Regions from separate parts of the Homo sapiens genome. Here region 2 is linked to region 1. Evidence: chromatin loops called from intact Hi-C (ENCODE). Cell type or tissue: mammary epithelial cell. All regions are shown on one strand. Each heading gives the region's core, and the rest is flanking DNA. Links, peaks and the distances in the headings are about the cores only.

Region 1 (5,393 bases), core at 261-5,260:
AGACCCAAATAATTTCTTTGAAAATAATTCTCTTTTATGGGAAGGCAGAATCAAATTTCCAAATTATGGTTTTAAGGAAAAAGAGGAAAGAGGAAGCAAAAAAGTGTAATATGTTCAAAGGGCCTAAAGTGTTGGGGTTTTCTTAGGTGCATTTGATTAAAAAGCTCCTACAAAACTTAGTCATCAAAACAGCTGCACTGAAAATAATTTTGTTGAGAAAACGCATTTTGTCATCTGCACAGGAAGTCATTACGTAATGGGGAAAATATGCGATGACCAAGTACCAAGCAGTTGTGTGGTTCTAAACTCAGGGCCTGTCATAGTGAAGTGTTTGTATAACTGTGCACCATAATGTCCATTGAGTGTGTCATCCTATCTTCACAGGGGAACTACCATCATAAAGGTCTTCACAGAGGATCTACCATCACATAGACGCAGTCAACATTGTTTTATGAATGTCTAAAATTACAATTGAGATTAACCAGAAAAATAAAGTTCTGAAGTCAGTGATCTAAAAGAACAAACCTTCAACTACAATTATGCTTGAAATACTTAAAAGTTGTCAAACAGATCTTAATTTACAATTTATGGAACTGAACCAATTTAAACACTGCCAAGAAAGACCAAGAAACCAGATTTAATCGTTGCCGTGCTTTCATCATGGCCCATTGAACGAATCCGGAGCTATATAATCTTGAGTGATCACACTGCCACTACACCTCTAGACCTCTTTTTTACTTATGAAAATATTTTCAAGGAACAATTAGTCTCAGGGACATCTTAGCTCTCCCTTCCTTGTTTTCACTGTATTTCTAGGGCAGAACTCTGCAACAGACTAAAACATTAGCTCTACTGCAGTGATTCCTGTGTTATTATTCTGTCATTTTACTGAATTGTCAAGTCCTGGCATAAATGGCAGATCATATGGAGACCATAACACAGTGATAGGCCTTTAAATAATGGTTTTAAGGAGTATTGAGTTTGCACACAACAACTTCAACCAACCTCCCAGTGTTTAACAACTTCAGTGTTGGGATACACATGTGAGCCTCTGACTTTTTTCACTGTCACATTTTAATGTCATCAGGCACATTAATAATTCTGAGAAGAAGCAATCTCATGCTCTCAAGAAAGCCACCCAATAGCTTAAATTTTGGTGCAAAATCGTAGAAATCACTCCATTCGATGACTGTCTTTAATATGGCTAGATTCTAATTTTTTAATAGGTGTTTTAATCAACAATCTTGTTTCATTGCAAAGTGATTTTAACACTGAAGCCACTATTTATATGAAAATACTTTAGCAATGAATTATACATTTTAGTATATGTATATATATCAAATGTCCATAATCTTTTAATACATATATAAGCATATGTAATACGGATGTGTGTTTGTGTGTGTGTGTGTGAGTGCTTACACACAGAAAGAGCATGTCACTGACTTTTTATTGTTAGAAAAGCAAGTCTAAAACATAAAATTTGGTTACACTTTAGAGTGAAACAGACTTAGGTTCAAACCCCATCACCACCATTACTGGCACTAGACCTTGGTCAAGGGCTTCCTTCTTCTCTACTGTCAAACAGAATGAGAATTACTTCACAGGCCTATTGTAAGGATTAATCACAAGAACGTAAAGTCCAAGCATTGCACCTGATACATGACAGGCACTCCACTTCAGAAAGAGTAAAAATGTTCCTTAAAGCAAGTCCAGTGCTTTGCCTGGATTAGGTAAAATTGAGAATAATGGGGATATTTTCCTAGTAGGTATGCTGAAACATATATCTAGTCGGTCGCCTAGCACAACACATAAATATATAAATCAATAAAGCTTTCAAAAAATACATCGTTTGGGTTTAGAGCAAAGGAAATGACAATTCTTCCTGTTGAATGGTCTTTCACTCATTGTTAAGGTTGATCACTTAATCTTGGAAAATCCAGAAAATTCAACAGCTAAAACTCTCACCTACACCCTAATGCAGTCATCTGGGGTCTGTGTGGCTCTTTGTGTTACTCTGCAATCTGTTCCACCTGCATCTTAATAGGTGGTCAAGTCATAGCTGAGTCCCAAAACTTCACTTTGGAATGTTCTGGCCTTTTAGGCTCAAAAAGAAAGTGTTTAGATTTAATGGTTTTATGGCCCATCAAATCCAGTGTGGTAGCCTCTAATTGCATCCAGGGGCTGGAATTTCTTTTAAAACTTTTTTTTTTTTTGACAGTTTAATAAGAATTTGCTAATATGCTGAACATTCCTGGAACGCATTAGGTAGGTTTTAATTTTTCTTGATATGAGGTCCCAGCACTCCCTCATGTGGCACTTGCCCACATAACAAGTCAGAAGCAAAAGGATAAATGAATATTTAATCCTTCTTTTCTCTTTCTTTTTGATTTCTCATGTTTAAAGGGAGAAAAAAAATCTCAAGTAGCTCCATGAAAGATGAAGGAAAATTTTATTATAGCTACTGTGCATAAAACCTGAGAGGTTTCCATGGCAATGTTCTTAAAGCACCAAATGGTATAGTAAGCATTTTATTAATTGGATATTTGAGAAGTCAGAGATGTTCTACTTATCCTGGAAGACTAAAATTTAGCCTAATGATACCACCTATTTTATATGTGTTAGCATTTATGTTTATTATTGCTATTTCCTTCCATATGTTAAATATTCATAGAAATAATTTTGTATCCTTCTTTAAAGAATATAAAGAAAAAAATTCAAAAAAATAAATAAAAATGATCTGCTAGAGTTTCAAACGGATGTGCCATTATAAGTAGAGGCACTTATAAAACAGCTTAAATATTATAAGATTTACAACTATTAAAATGTTGATTAAGTAATCCATTGAATCAAATTTTTTATTCGTAACACAGTGCATGAAAAACTGCCCTCCATTCAGTATTTTTCAGTTATTTTTTTCCACTTTAAAAGACTTCTTAGAATTTTATCTTTTGTTTGATTGTAATTCATGACCCATTGTTTATGCTCCCAAATTTTGCAAAAAGCGAATGATTTCCCAATTAATTTCACTTCTGTGGCTTATTTTATCTTCTCAAAGTTAAAAAGATAAAACAATAAAACATAGGATGTTTGCAATAAATATTTTAAGATGATAGCATAGTGCTTGCCTTAGGATTCTTGCTACAGTTAATGACGTTTGGAAATACCAGTAACAGAGCAGGATATTATAGGTAGCACTGCCTAAGTGATTAATAATCTGAGCAAAGCATTAACCTCTCTAAGCCTCGATTTCCACACCCACAGGAGTTGGAGAAAGTTTCTCAGGGTTTTGCACTCACATATTTTAAGATGGTGGTAAAGATAGATGAATAAATAATAAAGTCAAATTGCGTGGCACATACTAATTGCTGTATAAATGCTGGTGATCATCATTTTTCACAAGACTTTGAAGTATCACTTTCTGAGTTTATGCAACATTTATTAAAGACGTTTGTGTTTTTAGCAATAGTCAGAGATAGTTACATATCTTGTTCCTCTCCTATAGACCAAGAATGTACTTTGAAAAATGGAAATTAAAAGCATTCAAATGCTCACTGCCTCATCTAAACCCTCCAAGGCTGACATAGTGCAGTCGAAAGAAGTGGGCTGACATAAAGTGCGTCTAAACCCTCCAGGGCTGACATAAAGTGTAGATTTCAGTAGAGTAAGAAAAGGTAGCTCTATACTTTGAATTGTTTCTTTTTGCATTTGATAAAATTTTAAATGGGATCAAAATCATTTATTTATATACTGAAAAAAATTGCAAAGATCATCCACTTCTATGCCAGTTTTCTGGGTTTTTGTTTTTGGAGATTTTTGTTGTGAAAGTTTTTTCTTTTTTTTTTTTTTGTCTTTCCAGCAGAACTATTTAAAGAACTTTTCTTTTGAACACCAAAATGCAACACAAGTAGCTCATGCTCAGTATCACACCTAAGTTCTGTAAGATCCCTGGAAACAACCCCAGCCTCCTTGGGACGTGGCATTCAATCCACTGGTCTTGCTCAAGTAGCTCACTTTATCAATGAAGAAACATAATCCTAGAAAGTGAAAATGACCTGCCACAGAAATAAAACTAGTTCTCGGTAAATTTCCACATAAATCAGATGTCCCAGATGTACAGCCTAGGGGACACTTGTAGCCCACAAAAGTATTTACTTTGGCCCACACATTGTTGCCCCAAACAGTGTTTTAGGGAATTTTGATTTATTTGCCCACATTTAAAAACCAGGAGATTGTACATAGAAATCAAGATTTCTGGCTTCTTAAAATTTTGGAAGATTTGGCAACCCCACATCCCTGCTCCCTTGGGTCATCAAGAGCTAAGATGTGGCTGCCCCCTTCTGATGGAACATGCAATCTCAGACTCACTGCAGTCTCCACACAGGAGCTTGCACTGTTTTTTGTTTGTTTGTTTGTTTGTTTGTTTGTTTGTTTGTTTCAATTTCATCTTTTTTGGACATTTACATTACAAGCCTGGCTCCTAAAAGTACCTTTTTTTCCCTGAGGTTTCTGCATAAAGCTTAAAATAAAAATATTTTTCACAAAGAAAAAGAACAATTTTTATTTCCACTAGATGTAAATGGAATATACTTTTCTGAAAGTGAGTTTTTGTGTGTGAAAGATAAAGATTTCAGAGACTTTGGGCTCTGAGGGGCAAATAAAGATAGTGTGTAAGCATTTCTAGCATTTATTTCATGAATCCTCACAAGAAATCCTCAGGTGAGAGCTCTTATTCATCCAGGGTTGCCAGATTGAGCAAACATACAGGACACCTATGATTTGTTGTTTATCTGAAATTCAAACATAATGGGCCCTCTGTGTTTTATTTGATAACCTTGTATTCATCATCATTTTGAAAATGAAAAAAGTATAGCTTCATTGGTCACTCTACAAACATGCAGCAGTGTAAAAAAGTAGAGTTCAGACAGGGCGCGGTGGCTCACGCATGTAATCCCAGCACTTTGGGAGGCCAAGGCAGGCAGATCATGAGGTCAGGAGATCAAGACCATCCTGGCCAACATGGTGAAACCCTGTCTATACTAAAATACAAAAAATTAGCCAGCCGTCGCGGTGCGTGCCTATAGTCCTAGCTACCCAGGAGGCTGAGGCAGGGGAATCGCTTGAACCTGGGAGGCAGAGGTTGCAGTGAGCTGAGATAGTGCCACTGCACTCCAGTCTGGTGACAGAGCAAGACTCTGTCTCAAAAAAATAAGAGTCGAGCTCAGTTCTCGGTCCCAGTTAATAAGGTGGATTATTATTATTCCACAGTTGTGAGAGGAAGGGCAGAAAGGCCCTTGAAGTTGGACTCTGAATAAATCTGGAGAGTCAACGGGGAAAATGAGACTATGGCACCATAGCAATTCCCAGAACTTTCTGGAGGCCCATTCTAATTACTC
Region 2 (5,393 bases), core at 121-5,120, 430 kb before region 1:
AAAGACATCTGTGCCTGTATGTTTATCACAGCACTAACTACAATAGCAAAGACACAGAATCAGTCTAGGTACCCATCAACCCACTGGACTGGATAAAGAAAATGTGGTATACATATACCATGGAATACTATACAGCCATAAAAAATAACAAAATCATGTCTTTTGCAGCAACATGCATGCAGCTAGAGGCCATTATCCTAAGTGAATTTAACACAAAACAGAAAACCAAATATCACATGTTCTCACTTACAAGTAGTGGCTAAATCTCGGGTAACATGAGCATAAAGTTGGGAACAATAGAGACTGGGAACTAGAAGAGAGGGAAGGAAGGGAGGTGATAAAGGGATGAAAAGTTTCCTATTGGATACTATGTTCACTAGTTGGGTGACATGATCAACAGAAGCCCAATCTTAGTATGACACAGTACACTCTTCTAACAAACTGTAACCAACCTGCATATGTACCCCCTCAATCTAAAATTAAAATTAAAAAATAAAATAAAATAATGATAGTAGATGCATCACTAGATCCTTATTATACAACGCACTGATATAGTAACACATGTATTTCTTTTTTACAAATTTATCTTTTTACATTTAGATAACTATCTTTATAAAAGCTTGTTTTTTAAAGCTATCTATGTATGCATACATATATATGTATGTGTATTGATATTTAAAAAATCCTATTCTGAGAAACATTTCATAGACTCCGTACAGGCTGCCCATGGGATTCATTATAAGAAAACTAAGGCATAACTTCTGATATCATGTGTGTCTCAAAATATGATGTAATAGAAACAAGAAAGATATCCTTATAACGCATTTACAAATGAAGAAACAGAGAAAAAGAAGGCAAAACCTTGTTTAAAGTCACTTAAATAAAACTAGATAAGCCAAGGGCCTGGATTCTTTTCTATATTCTCTCATATGTCCACCTGCATATCTCTGACACTTCCAGATGCCAAACTGGTATGAGTTCTACCTAGTTACAAATCTCTGAAATCCCATCTTTGCTTCTGAATTATACTAAATTATACATATCAAAAAACTCAGGCCTGGCACAGTGGCTCACACCAGTAAGCCCAGAACTTTGGAAGGCAGAGGCGGGCAGATCACTTGAGTCCAGGAGGTCAAGACTAGCCTGGACAACATGGAGAAACCCCATCTCTACAAAAATAAAGAAATTAGCTGGGTGAGTGCCTGTAGTTTCAGCTACTCAGGAGGCTAAGGTGGGAGAATCACTTGAGCCCAGGAGGTGGAGGTTGCAGTGAGCTGAGATCGCTCTCTGCGCTCTGGCCTGGGTGACAGAGCAAGACACTGTCTAAAAACAAACAAACAAACTTAGGGAAGATGCTCTAAATGCTTTGAGAAGAAGCCTGTGCCAAGTTTCTAATCTCCCTTAGTTGTACTGGCTTCAAAGTCAGTTAGTGGTTTAGAGATACTTCCCACAGAATGAGCTCAACTCTCAGCTAGGGACAAGAAAAATAACAAACTCTGATATAGGCAATACGACAGTTGAAAAGATGACTTTGAAATCGGATACAATCCACTGAACAGCTTTCCACAGTGTGTTTTGCTCCGACCATACTGTATTGCTTGAAGGAACTTTGAAGTCCACATTCAAATCTGCAACTGTTTGAGTGTGATGCAATAAGATACCCTAGGAAATTACGGTGGATAGATGAGTTAGCCTCCTGGATACCCAATGATAGATGAACCATGCACTCTTGGGAATTCATGAGTAGTTCAAATGATCCTCCAAAATGTTATCTGTTCATCCAGAGCTTATTTAAATCATCTGAATTTCATCACCATCCAAAATTCAGCTGACACTCATATGAGGATTTCCTTTCCCATGCAATTTCTCTTTCCACTCTCAGCCAGAAATAGTCCACACACTTTCTGAAGGTCAGACAGCTGACAGGTCTCAAGAGGGCTGGAAAGCAAAAACAAGCCAAAAAGTAAATAGCAATGTATTCAATGTAAAATCTAGTTGTAGAGAGTTAACTTCCCAAGTGAATATTGCAGACCTTTATATATTGTGCTGTGGCAATATCTGTAAAGGATGCTATAAGCATGGCCACTTTAATGTACTTGTAGTGGAAAATAATACCTCATTTATTCTTGCTGCATTATCCAAAATCCAGATTATACCATGAAATAGCAAAATAGAAGAGTTGGGAAGTTTAGAAAAAATAGTCACAGAGATGAGTAAGACCTGGTGATTTAAATCTACAAGGAAACATTCAAAGAACCAGGACTATTCATCATGGAGAAGAAAAAACTGAGGGCAACTGAGAAGCATACTACCTAAGAATAAATGAAATAAAACCAAAAGGAAAAAATATCTTAGGCAAGATTAGAGAGCGACTGTGGTTCACTTATCCTGAGATCAAAACCAAAGGAAAACATTATAAAGTGCTCTGAGAAACTGTCTGATCTTCAACTTGTTCACTTTCAGGGTAATTACTATGGGAAAGTATAAAATCTCCTCTCTGCAAATCTCTATTGAAATATTATTTTCTATCTGACATCATTTAAAGATGACTTATCTTGATTTAAGAAAATGGGCAAGATTTTCCAAGTTCCCTTATAATTAATAAATTCCTATATTCTGTATGTTATCCTGTGATAAGAACAAATGCAATCACCAAGGAACCCTGCCTATATAAATTGCCATGTTTAAAGAGGTATCCTATTAAGAAATAATGATATAAAATGGAGATCCCAGCTAGTGAAGGGTAAAAAAAGTCTGCACTGAGAAAGAAGCATAGTGTGCCCCCGAATCGTTTCTCAGACTCACCTTCTAATATGCTGAAGTTGTTACATAACATTTGGTTTTAATATAGAATGTCGTGATTCACACAGACACAGTTATCTGTCTTATGATATCCGGTGAAATTAAGTGGGAAATATTAAAATAACATTGGGTATGGCGGTAATATTAACTGCTCAATTTTTCAAAAAAATCCATGAGCTTCTTCACATTTCATAGCCCTCTGGATTTTCTGTGGGGTCATGTCACTAGTTTTACCAATAGCCTGTGAACAGAAGTGCCATGTCTCATTTCCAGGTCAAAATATACAGGATGAGGTGTAATTTCTTCACATGTTTCCTCCATGAGGCTGTGATTCACATAGGAACTATGCGCTAAGAAGGCAGCACTGGAAGGCAAATACTGATTGAGTTGTTGCATTCTTGGTGTGAGTAATAAATAGAATTTGAAGAGTTAAACATCACCTACTTATCCTGACTTATAGCTGCAGTAATTCTTGAGTAATAGTTGAGATAAAAACATTTCCACTCTACTCTCAATTTTCCCAATAACCACTCCTGTAAAGAAACAGCATCACTAATTGTTGACTAAGGGTGGGGAGATGCTTTTTTACCCACTGATTGATGGTTAGTTAGGCATTTTATTATTTAATATTACAAACATTTGTATAGAGCATACTATAGAATAAAGAAAATGTGTATTTTGCTATAGTAGAAAAATTATTTAAGCACTTTTAGGCTCAGGTTTTGGAGTAAATACTATCCATAGAATTGTGAAGCACTAAGATTCTGGTTGAAGAAAAGTAACAAACATAGAGTTTTATAGAGTAAACAATGTACTCACCACCACCATTATCGTTTTCTCTCTCTAATTCTCATGATTCTTTGAGATCAGGATTTGTATCCCCACTTTATAACAAAAAATCTTGCTTAACAAGAAAAAAATGGAATTAGGGCTTAAGTCTAGATCTAGATCTCTTATTTACAGGATACATCTACCATGCACTGAGAGTGTTTCCTCACTGTGTCACCAGGGTCCTGACAGAAACTCAAATAGGGCAAAGTAAATGGGATTTAATAAATGAACAGTTCAAAGGTATAAAAATGTGGATAAGGGAAATCACAGGGAAGATGAAACACCCAACAGGTTGAAATAGCAGGGAAGCCTCCAGAACCTTAGACATGAAGGCACACACTTGAGGCCCTTGATAAGGAAATGACCACCATCAACCTGTGTTCTCTCTCCCCAACAATTGAGAGTTTCTTACCTGTGGCTTCCATTGCTCCAATACAACTGAGGATACAGGGCAAAGGAGCCTGGTTTATGCTGTCCATTCTGGTCAGCCTCCTGTGGCAGAGTAGGGTACACAAGGTAGGGGTGAATCCAGAAGGACAAAGAGAGATTACCCAGCCTACATGTCAATCACTTTCATATATAGATAAACCACTTGGACACATCTGTATTGGAAAGAAATATATCTCCATGAAAGGCAACCTGAAAATATAATTAAAAATGAAATTGAGTCAGGTATGAACCATTTCCTAGGCAAGGATTTTTTCATATATTAGTCAGAGAACACAGCTGGTTGTGAAAGAGAAGAGCCTTCTGAATTTGAGCAGGTGTATGATTCTGATGAAAATAAGGATATGAGTCAAGAAAAACAGATGAAAGAAAGAAAACTGTTGAATGAGGAGGGGTAAGGAATTGAGGAAGAGTATGGTTGTATGACTTGGGAAAGGCAGATGGAAGGCTGACATGATCATGATGGAAAGACAGCTGGAGTTAAGACCTTGTTGATAATAAATACACATAACATGTTTTATTTTAGTTATTATATGTAGTCTTATGGAAAAATAAGTCTCTATTTATTCACAATAATGGGGCATGCTAGCTTTTAAAATAATGAGTTCTGAGTAAATTAACTTGACAAAGATAAGATGAGGGCAAGTAAAAATTCTATAATGCCTGCATTCTCTCTTTTCTCCTATCTCTGTTTAATACAGCCCAATTATATTTCCATGAGGATATAATAAGACAAGAGATTTCATTTAAGAAGGGGGATTGGGTGGGAGAGAGAGAGAGAGAGAGAGAGAGAGAGAGATCCTCTAGCAAAAATCCAGGGATTATAAAGATGAATTCAACCTTTGACTCAGTTTCATGGTATCTGAAACCCAGACAAGAGTTTTCATCTATTCTTCTGAGGACAGTTCCAGAGATTAGCTGTGAGGCATTATCTGTATAATAAGACAACTTTTGTTCACAATGAAGTTCTGCCCTTCATCTTCCCATCACCTCTCCCAGAGCACTGAAGAACTTCGTTCCAGCCCATTTTTTTTAGGCTCATGAGTCTACCCTTAAAATCATTTCACCCTCCATCTCCTCTTCCCTTATTAAGTAGGATTTATAAGCATCTGGACCTCATTGAGTTATTGGGTAATCACATTCATGTGATTTTTTCCTCATGCATATTAATAAATTTTGTAAACATTTTTCTCCTATTAATCCACCTTTTATCAGCTCATTTTCAGTGAACCATCCGTAAGCAGTGAGGATGCTTTCCCTCTACCTCTACAGATTAGTAGGAGGTGTTGAAAACAAATCCCATTTCTCATTTT

Evidence for each region. Hi-C counts contacts between places; a loop is a spot of excess contacts. Peaks named below come from ENCODE experiments on the same cell type or tissue, not always from the same donor. Only the 100,000 strongest peaks of a DNase experiment are listed, where the experiment ranks them.
Region 2: it touches region 1 in a loop (4-fold over the local background); 2 of 110 quality-filtered maps call a loop at or near these places.

Annotation. Positions count from the first base shown.
Region 1 is chr20:7,924,664-7,930,056 of GRCh38, forward strand. The region is part of intron 2 of HAO1 (hydroxyacid oxidase 1); the gene reads right to left. Among named protein-coding and RNA genes, the nearest start is that of HAO1, 13 kb to the right of the region's middle. In mammary epithelial cell, for the core only: a CTCF peak has its summit at 2,309; no DNase peak of the experiment used is centred there; H3K27ac peaks cover 582 bases.
Region 2 is chr20:7,495,030-7,500,422 of GRCh38, forward strand. No RefSeq gene overlaps it. Among named protein-coding and RNA genes, the nearest start is that of MIR8062, 130 kb to the left of the region's middle. In mammary epithelial cell, for the core only: no CTCF peak of the experiment used is centred there; a DNase peak (open chromatin) is centred at 3,152; H3K27ac peaks cover 2,800 bases.